Regions from separate parts of the Homo sapiens genome. Here region 2 is linked to region 1. A link is an interaction called in ENCODE POLR2A ChIA-PET data of the cell type or tissue named here. Cell type or tissue: K562. All regions are shown on one strand.

Region 1 (5,000 bases):
ATAGGTCACTCAGCACTACAACATTACAAATAGGACAGGGCCAAGGCTTTCTTGCAGGCGCCCATTGAGAAGAGCAGAGCTGCCCAGGCCCTGTCTTCCAGGCGCTGGTGCCGCTGTGAGCTGGCCTGGTGAGCTTTGGTGTTCTCTTGCTGAACAATTTCACAAGATGTCACATCACACATTTACCGACAAGGCCATTTTGTGACAGTATGGATCAAGACACGAACAAGATTATTCCTGATATGGTTTGGCTCTGTGTCCCCACCCAAATCTCATGTTGCACTGTGATCCCCGGTGTTGGAGGTGGGGCCTGGTGGGAGCTGACTGGACCATGGGGGTGGTTTCTAATGGTTAAGCACCATCAGCACAAGCAAAACACAGACATTGTCTGGGCCACAAAATAGCCAGCATTCCTGTGTCCAGGCTAATATGGGTGACGCCCAATTCTCTACATAATGATAGCCTTAGCCTGGTCTGGTCTTCCCTCCTGCAGAGATTTATTAAGATGCTCAGTCATGCAATCACCCCCACTTCCTGCAGCATCCTGCCCAGAGCAAAGCTCTGCCTTCTCAAGCCCCCTAGAATAACCCAGCCAAAGCCCAGGTCCCATCAGTCCTCTCTCACTCCCACTTACTGCAGTGCCTATGTTCCCACTGGTGTGTGTTCTCCCTCAAGAAAAAACCCAACTTGTCAACCGTGCTCCTGGTCGTCTTTGACTGGAGGGATTGACACCATGAAATATCAGTCATTAGATCTAATTGACAGTTGAGGAAGTCCAAGTTCTTTAAATAAAACTGGTAACTATGTAAATGTAAGGCTTCTGTTTTGATAGGCTATGTCATTCCCTGGGTCCCACCATCTCCTCACAGCCAAAGAAGGTAGCAGGAAAAAACAGGAATGAAAATTGTTTTCACCCTTAAGACTAAAGCGTGCTCTAAATTGTTTTGACCCTTAAGACTAAAGGAAAATGGGAAAGACATATGAAGAGACAGTTCCTTAGAAAGAGACGCAAGTGACACAGAAGAGAAGCTGCTCAACTTTGCTAAAAATAAGAGGACCACTGGTTGAAACTATACTGAGGTGCCATTTCTCATCAATTACATTAGCAGAAATCTCACAGCTTGACAACACACTGCAGACAAAGCTGGAGGGAGAGGCACTCATCCACTGCTGGTGGGAACGCAAAGGATAACACAGCCCCTGTAGAGGGGGTTCAGCAGGAGTTGACAGAATGACATCTGCATCACCTCTTTGATCCATCGGTCCCATATCTAGGAGCCTGTACCACAGGCACACTGGCAAAAACACAAAAGGACACCTTCACGAGGCCACTTACTTGGTACTGTCCATGATTATGAAGACTGTTAACTGAAATGTCCATTGATAGGGAGTCAAATATATTAAACCCTGATACAACAGAATACTATGTAGTTGTGAAAGGAAAAGCAAATTCTCTCTATGGCTATGCAGTGATCTACAAGATAGATTAAGTGAAAAATGAAGATGGAGGACAGTATTACCAGGATGTTACCATTTATGGAAAAAAAAAAAAAAAAAGGAAGACTGGGCGCACTGGCTCACGTCTGTAATCCCAACAGTTTGGGAGGCCAAGGCAGGCAGATCACCTTAGCTCAGGAGTTCGAGACCAGTTTGGGCAACATGGTGAAACCCTGTCTCTACTAAAAATACAAAAAAAATGAGCTGGGTGTGGTGGCACATGTCTGTAATCCCAGCTACTTAAGGGGCTGAGGCACGAGAATTGCTTGAACCTGGGAGGTGGAGGTTACAGTGAGCTGAGATCATACTACTGCGCTCCAGCCCGAGTGACAGAGCGAGACTCTGTCTCAAAAAAACAAAAAGGCGGGGGGGGGCGGTGAGGGGCGGGGAGTGAGGTAGGAATCCAGGAGACATGGGGGAGGAGTGAGGACAGGAGTTGGACCTCACTGAAGACACCTCTCCAAAGAGTGCTGGCTTTGAATCCATATCATGTTTTTCAAATTTTAAAGAGCAAAATTAAATTTTTTAAAAAGTGATCTTTCATAACACTGAAATCAAAAGAATATCCAACTGGTGTCATATCCACACAGAGAATAATTCTTATAATAACCTTAAAACACAATATTCTGATGGTATGTCCCTAATGGGATATATCCTAAAGCCAAAACACTTCAAAGCCATCCCAAAGTGCTGTCTCTATTTTTCACTAGTTGCAGTGTTAATATTGTCATTTTGAAACTCCATATATTAGGGATGAAAAAATAATAATTATATCAATGACAATAGGATAAATGTGTTCAGCGCAAGAAAAAAGACAAATAGTTATATTTCAATTATGTTACTTAATATCTGTGCTTATCCACAATTATTTCCATAGAAATATTTCTAAGAAGTGGCTGGGTGCGGTGGCTTGCCCTTGTAATCCCAGGACTTTGGGAGGCCGAGGTGGGCAGATCATGAGGTCAGGAGTTTAAGACCAGCCTGGCCAACACAGTGAAACCCCATCTCTACTAAAAAAATACAAAAATTAGCTGGGCGTGGTGGTGGGTGCCTGTAATCCTAGCTACTCGGGAGGCTGAGGCAGGAGAATCACTTGAACCCAGGAGGCAGACGTTGCAGTGAACCAAGATTGTGCCATTGCACTCCAGCCTGGGCAACAGAGCTAGACTCCGTTTCAAAATAAAAATTTATATATATATATATTTCTAATAGGTAAAATTGCTAGACCCAACAATATTTACATTTTTGTAAACATTGACAAAGTAGCCTACAGGAAGTTTATGATAAACATAAACACCAATACTGGTACATAAAAGTGTTCACTTCCTACAACTTCTTCCACACTGGGGACTGTGATCTTCCTCTACCGGTTGCCCACAAAATAGTTAAAAAATAGGAATACATGGCTACTTTCGTTGTTTTTTGTTTGTTTGTTTTTGTTTTTGTTTCTTTTTTTGAGATAGAGTCTCGCTCTGTCATCCAGGATGGAGTGCAGTGGTGTGATCTCGGCTCAGTGCAACCTCGGCCTCCCAGGTTCAAGCAATTCTCATGCCTCAGCCTCCTGAGTAGCTGGAATTACAGGCATGTGCCACCACACCCAGCTAATTTTTGTATTTTAGTAGAGACGGGGTTTCACCATGTTGGCCAGGTTGGTCCCGAACTCCTGGCCTCAGGTGATCTGCCCACCTCAGTCTCCCAAAGTGCTGGGATTACAGGTGTGAGCCACCACGCCCAGCCAGCTACTTTCATTTTGTGTCTTAGCTTGCTAGTGAAGCAGAGGGTTTTCCCTGAGCCTTTGGCCAGCTCAACACCTTGTGTGTGTGAATTGTCTGCTCAAACCTCTCACCACTGTCTCCTGTGCCTTCCGATTTTTGGATTTATTTTACCAATCTCATCCTGTGTTTTGGCCTTTATTGTAAGTTGCCCTAAATGCTTTTTTTTTTCTGCTTCTTTTTTTTTTTTTTGAGACGGAGTCTCGCTCTGTCACCCAGGCTGGAGTGCAGTGGCGTGATGTCGGCTCACTGCGAGCTCCGCCTCCCGGGTTCACGCCATTCTCCTGCCTCAGCCTCCCGAGTAGCTGGGACTACAGGCGCCTGCCACGATGCCCGGCTAATTTTTTGTATTTTTAGTAGAGACGGGGTTTCACTGTGTTAGCCAGGATGGTCTCAATCTCCTGACCTCATGATCTGCCCGCCTCGGCCTCCCGAACTGCTGGGATTACAAGCGTAAGCCACCGCGCCCGGCCAAGTTGCCCTAAATGCTTTTAAGAAACAGGCATTTTCTTAGATGGACAATAAATAAATAAGAAAAAATACTGAGTTAAATTAAAAAAAAAAAACCCTCCTGTGGGGAAGGGACTTTGAACACACAAAGATGACCCTATTGGGGTCATGCCCTCCAAGAAGTTTATGGTTCAGAAGGCGTGATAAGGCATGAGTATACAAACAACATCACAAGAAGTAAGAAAGGTCACAAGGAAGAGATCATGACAGGCTGAATGAATTCAGAGAAGGCAGAGGCCTCTGTTCACAGGGAGGGTAGAGTATGGGCTTAGAGGAAAAGGTGGCTGTTCACCTGCACTACGGAGTTCAGTAATATTCTGGTATGTGGATGCTGAGAAAAAGCACGTCACGTAGCACGTACACATGAATAAAAAATGAGGCTCCAACCATGGGTACAACTGAACAAGAGAAAACATTTCCACTGGCTGTGGTAAAAATGGGGAAATTATGGAAATTAAGGCTGCAGTTTCCCATTGAACTCAGACTATGTAGACCCATGAAGGGCAGGCTATGGAATTTGGAATCCATTGTGTATAAGTAACTGGTAAGGCTTTAACTGATTTTTTTCCTTTGGAGTGGAAGTGCTTTAACAAAAATTGTGCTTTGGGGCTGGGCGTGGTGGCTCACGCCTGTAATCCCAGCACTTTGGGAGTCTGAGGAGGGCAGATCACCTGAGGTTGAGAGTTCAAGACCAGCCTGGCCAACGTGGTGAAACCCCGTCTCTACTAAAAATACAAAATTAGCCAGGCATGGTGGCGCGCGCCTATAATCCCAGCTACTCAGGAGGCTAAGGCAACAGAATCACTCGAACCCGGGAGGTAGAGGTTGCAGTGAGCCAAGATCGTGCCACTGCACTCCAGCCTGGGCAACAGAGTGAGACTCTGTCTCAAAAAAAAAAAAAAAAAAAAAGTGCTTTTGAAGGACAAAGCTAGAGTGTGTAAGGGTTGAAGGAGGAGCACTTGGAGAAGGTCCACCCTGATGAGAAACTGCTGCCAAAGCCAGGTCAGAGGCAGTGAGGACCAGAAAAGGGACCAGTATGGGGAATGGAGGCAAAGGAGAAGGCACAAGAGATTCAATCCACAGCAAAGACAGGGCCAGCCCATGTGCAGAAGAGACGGTCAACGCTTTGATTCATGGTCTACATGGAAGGGTTAGCCTGGTGGAGAAGAAAGAACTCATCTCTTTCTGAGGTGTGAAGGAGGCATCGAAAGTGCATGAGGA
Region 2 (5,000 bases), 300 kb before region 1:
ATGTCATAAGTGGTGCCCCCTGCCATAATGGCAGTGGTTCCTTGCTCGAGACAAGAACACAGCATGACCATGAGGATGCTGTAGGGGGCCCATCAGGACCTCACTGGAACCTTCTAGAGGCCTGCATCAGGAACCCATGCCTTCCAAGCCCACCGCAGCTGTTTGTTAAGCAGTAGCTCGTGGTCATATAGTCAGGATGCTTGGAGAGAACTGAAACCCCTTTGGAAACAGTAGCAGCTCCATACGGCTCTGTAAGAAACTCAGAGACCTGCTCTAGGCTCTCCTGCTAGAGTTCAGGGTCCTCTTGAGATTCAACCTGTGCTCTGGCCAGCAGAGCTAGGGATGAGAGAAAAGGAATTTGCCTTCAAAAAGCGATCTCTCTCTCACTTTCCTTAGTTGTATTTGTGTATTTCTAGTAAATTAGAAAAGCAGTAAAGCCCTTCAGCTTTAGAACCCAATCTGAATGATCACATTCCTAGGGGAGCATTTGGCATCCTGGAAGCATAGGAACCCCTGGCCTTGATTTTGGGCTGCTGTTCAGTCAGAGCAAGGCTTCTTTAGCAATGGAAACCTCCAATTCTGCATTGTGTGTGAGCTGCTTTATACCGATTTTTTTTCACATTTCTTATTGACTTTTTGTCAATTTAATTCTTTACCTACTATTTTTCTCTTATGATACGTCAACGTTTTCTGAATGACTCCTTTTTCTACATTGATTTACTTTTCTGGAAAGACTTCCTGTCTTTTCAACATGCTGCTTACCTATTTTTTTCTTTTATATTTTTTCTTTTATACTTTTCCCTGGTTTACTATAAAACTTTCTTTTCTTTTTATTGGCTTTGTTGGTGTCTGGTTTTAAAGCTTTTCTGGGGCTTTTAAAAGAATAAACTTGAATAGAATTTGGTATTTAATTGTATTCTCATAGCAGGTGGGCGTGTGACAAATGTGGATTTAGGGCCTTTCAGTGGAGGTGGTGGGGAGGAATACCCAAAGTTGGGCCACCCACATTATGTGTTTCATGCAAATAAGTCCTATATGTAGCTTTGTTTCAAACTATCGAGCAAAGCAGCAGGGATTATAAATTGCCCCACAGAAGGTGTCACTTTTCAGGTAGGCATTGATAGATCATTGGCTGGGGAAGAGCTGCCAGATTAAAGAGCAGGGACATGCAGATCACTGGCCTTCATGTGCATAAATGGCCCTAAGGTGTACAGCTGACCTGATGCATATAGCTGACCCCATGCATATAGTTGACCCGATGCATATAGCTGACCCTGATGCATATAGCTGACCCTAATGCATATAGCTGACCTGATGCATATAGCTGACCTGATGCATATAGCCGACCCTGATGCATATAGCTGACGCTGATGCATATAGCTGAGCCTATGCATATAGTTGACCCTGACACGTATAGCTGACCTGATGCATATATAGCTGACCCTGGTACATATAACTGATCCTGATGCATATAGCTCATCCTGATGCATTTAGCCGACCTGATACATATAGCTGATCCCAATGCATATAGCTGACCTGATGCATATAGCTGACCTTAATGCATATACTAACCCTGATGCATATACCTGAACCTGATGCATATAGCTGACTTTGACGCACACAGCCAACCCTGATGCATATATCTGACCTTGATGCATGGAGCTGACCCTGATGCATGGAGCTGACCCTGATGCATGTACCTGACCCTGATGCATACAGCTGACTTTGATGCACAGAGCTGACTGTAACGCATATAACTGTTTTCAATGCACATAACTGGTGCATATAGCTGACCCTGATGCAGATAGCAGACCTTGAGGCATATAGCTGACCATAATGCATATAGCTGGTCCTAATACATATGACTGACCCTAATGTATTCAGCTGATACTAATGCATACAATGGGTCCTAATGCATACAGCTGATCCAAACATATACCCAATTCTAAAAGCAGACAAAGAAGCCAATCACTGCTAAATAAACCACAACACGGAGGAAAGAATCACAGGAAAAAAACCCCAATTCTTACCATCGAAGTGCCACTGTAGAAGATTCTGTACTGCCTTGGTATGCAAACAAATGAATAGTTTTTGAAATTTTTCAAATGGAGGATAAATGAGGCAAGTGGTCACCATCTGGAACTTACCAAGGCTTTTTAAAAACGCTTGCCAAACAGAATCATTGTGAGCAACAGAGCCAGATCCGGCCCCTGGACCAGCCAGCCATCCTCCAGTGCCGCATTTAATATGTTGTGGGAAAAACGCTTCCTTCCCAGCAGAGGCAGCTGCCATCAGCCTAAGTGAGTCAACAATGGTGGAAACTGCCAAGTGGGCAACATCGAAGGCCATGTTTCCTCCCAGCCAACAGTGCTCCACTGAGCCTGGACAAAACCAAGGAGACAAGCCCAAGGGGCCCACTTATTTCCAAAAACATTGCAGCCCCATTCTCAGGAGAACAACCCACCCCTCCTAGCCTAATGGTGAACCCTTCCTGACTCCCCACACTCCCCCTCACAATGCTGTCAGCTCAAGGGGACACGCTGTGATTCCCGTCTCGGTCTGGAACCACATTACAGAGTTGATTTTCTCTTAGGAGACACAACCCCAGCATGTCAAATCTTCATGGCTCATTGTATCAAGTCCTGTTTCCAAAAGTGAAATACCCTAGACTTGCACTTTCCAGAGTTAACAAAAACGGATACATTTGGGCTACAAGGACAACTCATGGAATGTTTCTTAAAAGACATATAATTATGGCAGAACGAAACTATATGGTTACAGAAATTAAGCTTGGCCCTTGAAATTCTAGATAAATTAGGTTTCTGAGAGAATTTCTTACAGGATAAAATAAAGGATTTTCAAATGCAGGATGAAGTGAAACATTATTTCTAGGGAAAAGATTTTTAGTTTTGATATCTTATGTTGGTGTTGTTAGAATCATTTAACTGGTAATGGCCTGTGTCCAAATAAAGCAAATTATGCATTTAATTCAATTTAACGCAGCTAACCATTCTTGAGCACCTACTTGGTTTCGGGTTCTGAGGTAGGCAGTTTAAATCTATTATTGAATCTTTACCACAGACAAATGCAGTAGGCACTGGCCTGATTTTGCACAGAAAAAGACAGAGTCTCAGAGAGGCCTATAATTTGCCCAAAGTCACACAGCCACTCTGCAGACCAGCTGGAGTTGCCCTTGGATCTGCCAGAGCCTGTACTTGTCATGCTTTTCAGCACTGTGGCTCTCGGGCCTTATCCTTCACCCCAAGAGCTCACGGTGGCTATAAAGAAAGGGCAACCCAAAACTATTTAAAGTAAACAAACGAAGTGATTATAAGTTTAATGGTCAAAATCTATATAAAGAACTATAAAAGCACAAATGAGGGCTCAATTCATATACTTTTAAACTGCAATCTAGTCATCACAATTGGAAACACCCCGTCATGTTCCCAGGAAGGGTGTTGCTTTGCTCTCCATTGTTGTGATTGGTTGTCTTAGTCCCTTCAGGCTGGTATAACAAGACAGCACACTCTGGGTAGTTTATAACTACAGAAATTTATTTCTCACCATTCTGGAGGCTGAGAAGTCCAAGTCCAAGGCACCTGCAGTTTGCCTGCTGTTCACGCATAGACAGCTATCTTCTCACTCTAGCAGGAGGGGTGAGGGTCTCTCCTGGGCCTCTTTTCTTTTCTTTTTTTTTTTTTTTGAGATGGAGTCTTGCTCTGTAGCCCAGGCTGGAGTGCAGTGGCATGATATCGGCTCACTGCAATCTCTGCCTGCTGGGTCCCTGCTCAAGCAATTCTCCTGCCTCAGTCTCCCGAGTAGCTGGGATTACAGGCACGTGCCGCCATGCCCAGCTAATTTTTGTATTTTTTTTAGTAGAGACAGGGTTCACCATGTTGGCCAGGATGGTCTTGAACTCCCGACCTCGTGATCCGCCCGCCTCGGCCTCCCAAAGCACCGGGATTACAGGTGTGAGCCACCGTGTCCTGGGCCTCTTTTCTAAGGTGGCTTCACTTCATCCTCACAACCTAAGCGGCTCCCAAAGGCCCCACCTCCTAATACCATCCCCTTGAGGGAAGGATTTCAACATAGGAATTTTGAGGGGACATAAACCGCATTGGTATTTGGTTTTTACTTCGCTGTGTGCTTTGGAAAGGGAAAGGAACATCTCGCCCCATGGGTTGGCTGAGGCCACCTGCAAGGCGTTTTCAGGCAGCCTCAACTCCCTGAGATCCACGCCTCCACGGGGCCATTTGAGGGCTTTAACGCCACATAAATGTACATAATTCACCAGTGGGAGAGAGGCACCGTCATGAAGCATTCATGGACCCTTCACTATAAATGCCATCACATTGGCCAGCTGCACAAGACTCAGAGATGCTGCAGTTCCGTTGGAAAAAAAATAAAACAAAGGCCCAAAGTTTGTTTTGAAATGATGTTGAGCCTCTTACCAAGAAACCATTAATAACATTATTTCTTACTTTTTAAATACCTTACAGGTACAGCTCCCAAAGCAGTCAATTGTCTGGCAATAAAGCGTGATGGGGCGTGTAACAATTATGTAACAGCTGCAGAAACCTCATGGATATAATTGAGTACCTTCTACCACCCTAGGATATAATAAAAGTAAGATTTAAGTACATATCAATAAAGCCGACAGAGCAACACCAGAGCAGGCCTTCTTCAGCGTAACGCCACTGATCAGCCTCTAAAGGAAACGAGGAGATATAGAAAAGAGTGGAGAGGAGGAGTAATGGGAGGAGGAAGAAGTAGAGAAGGAAGAGGAAGAGGAAGAAACAGAGAGGAAAGGGGAAAAGAGGAGGGGAAGGAGAAAAAGATAAAGAAGACTCGTTTGCTCTCCTGCAGGCATGATGCAACAGCAAACACCAGCCAGCCTCCTCTGGACTGAATTCAGGCCGGGAATGTGGGGGTTTCCTGGGCCTGCAGCCCGCCGGGCACGTTCGACCCACATTCTGCTGTGTGTGTGCGCCGTGCGACAC

What was found. Peaks named below come from ENCODE experiments on the same cell type or tissue, not always from the same donor. Only the 100,000 strongest peaks of a DNase experiment are listed, where the experiment ranks them.
Region 2: POLR2A ChIA-PET joins it to region 1 with 5 read pairs; 2 of 35 experiments call an interaction of 5 or more read pairs at or near these places.

The regions. Positions count from the first base shown.
Region 1 is chr6:163,621,702-163,626,701 of GRCh38, reverse strand. No RefSeq gene overlaps it. Among named protein-coding and RNA genes, the nearest start is that of QKI, 210 kb to the right of the region's middle. In K562, no CTCF peak of the experiment used is centred here; a DNase peak (open chromatin) is centred at 1,905; H3K27me3 peaks cover 624 bases.
Region 2 is chr6:163,924,194-163,929,193 of GRCh38, reverse strand. All of the region lies in intron 4 of LOC105378102 (a long non-coding RNA gene), which reads right to left. Among named protein-coding and RNA genes, the nearest start is that of QKI, 510 kb to the right of the region's middle. In K562, no CTCF peak of the experiment used is centred here; no DNase peak of the experiment used is centred here; H3K27me3 peaks cover 1,189 bases.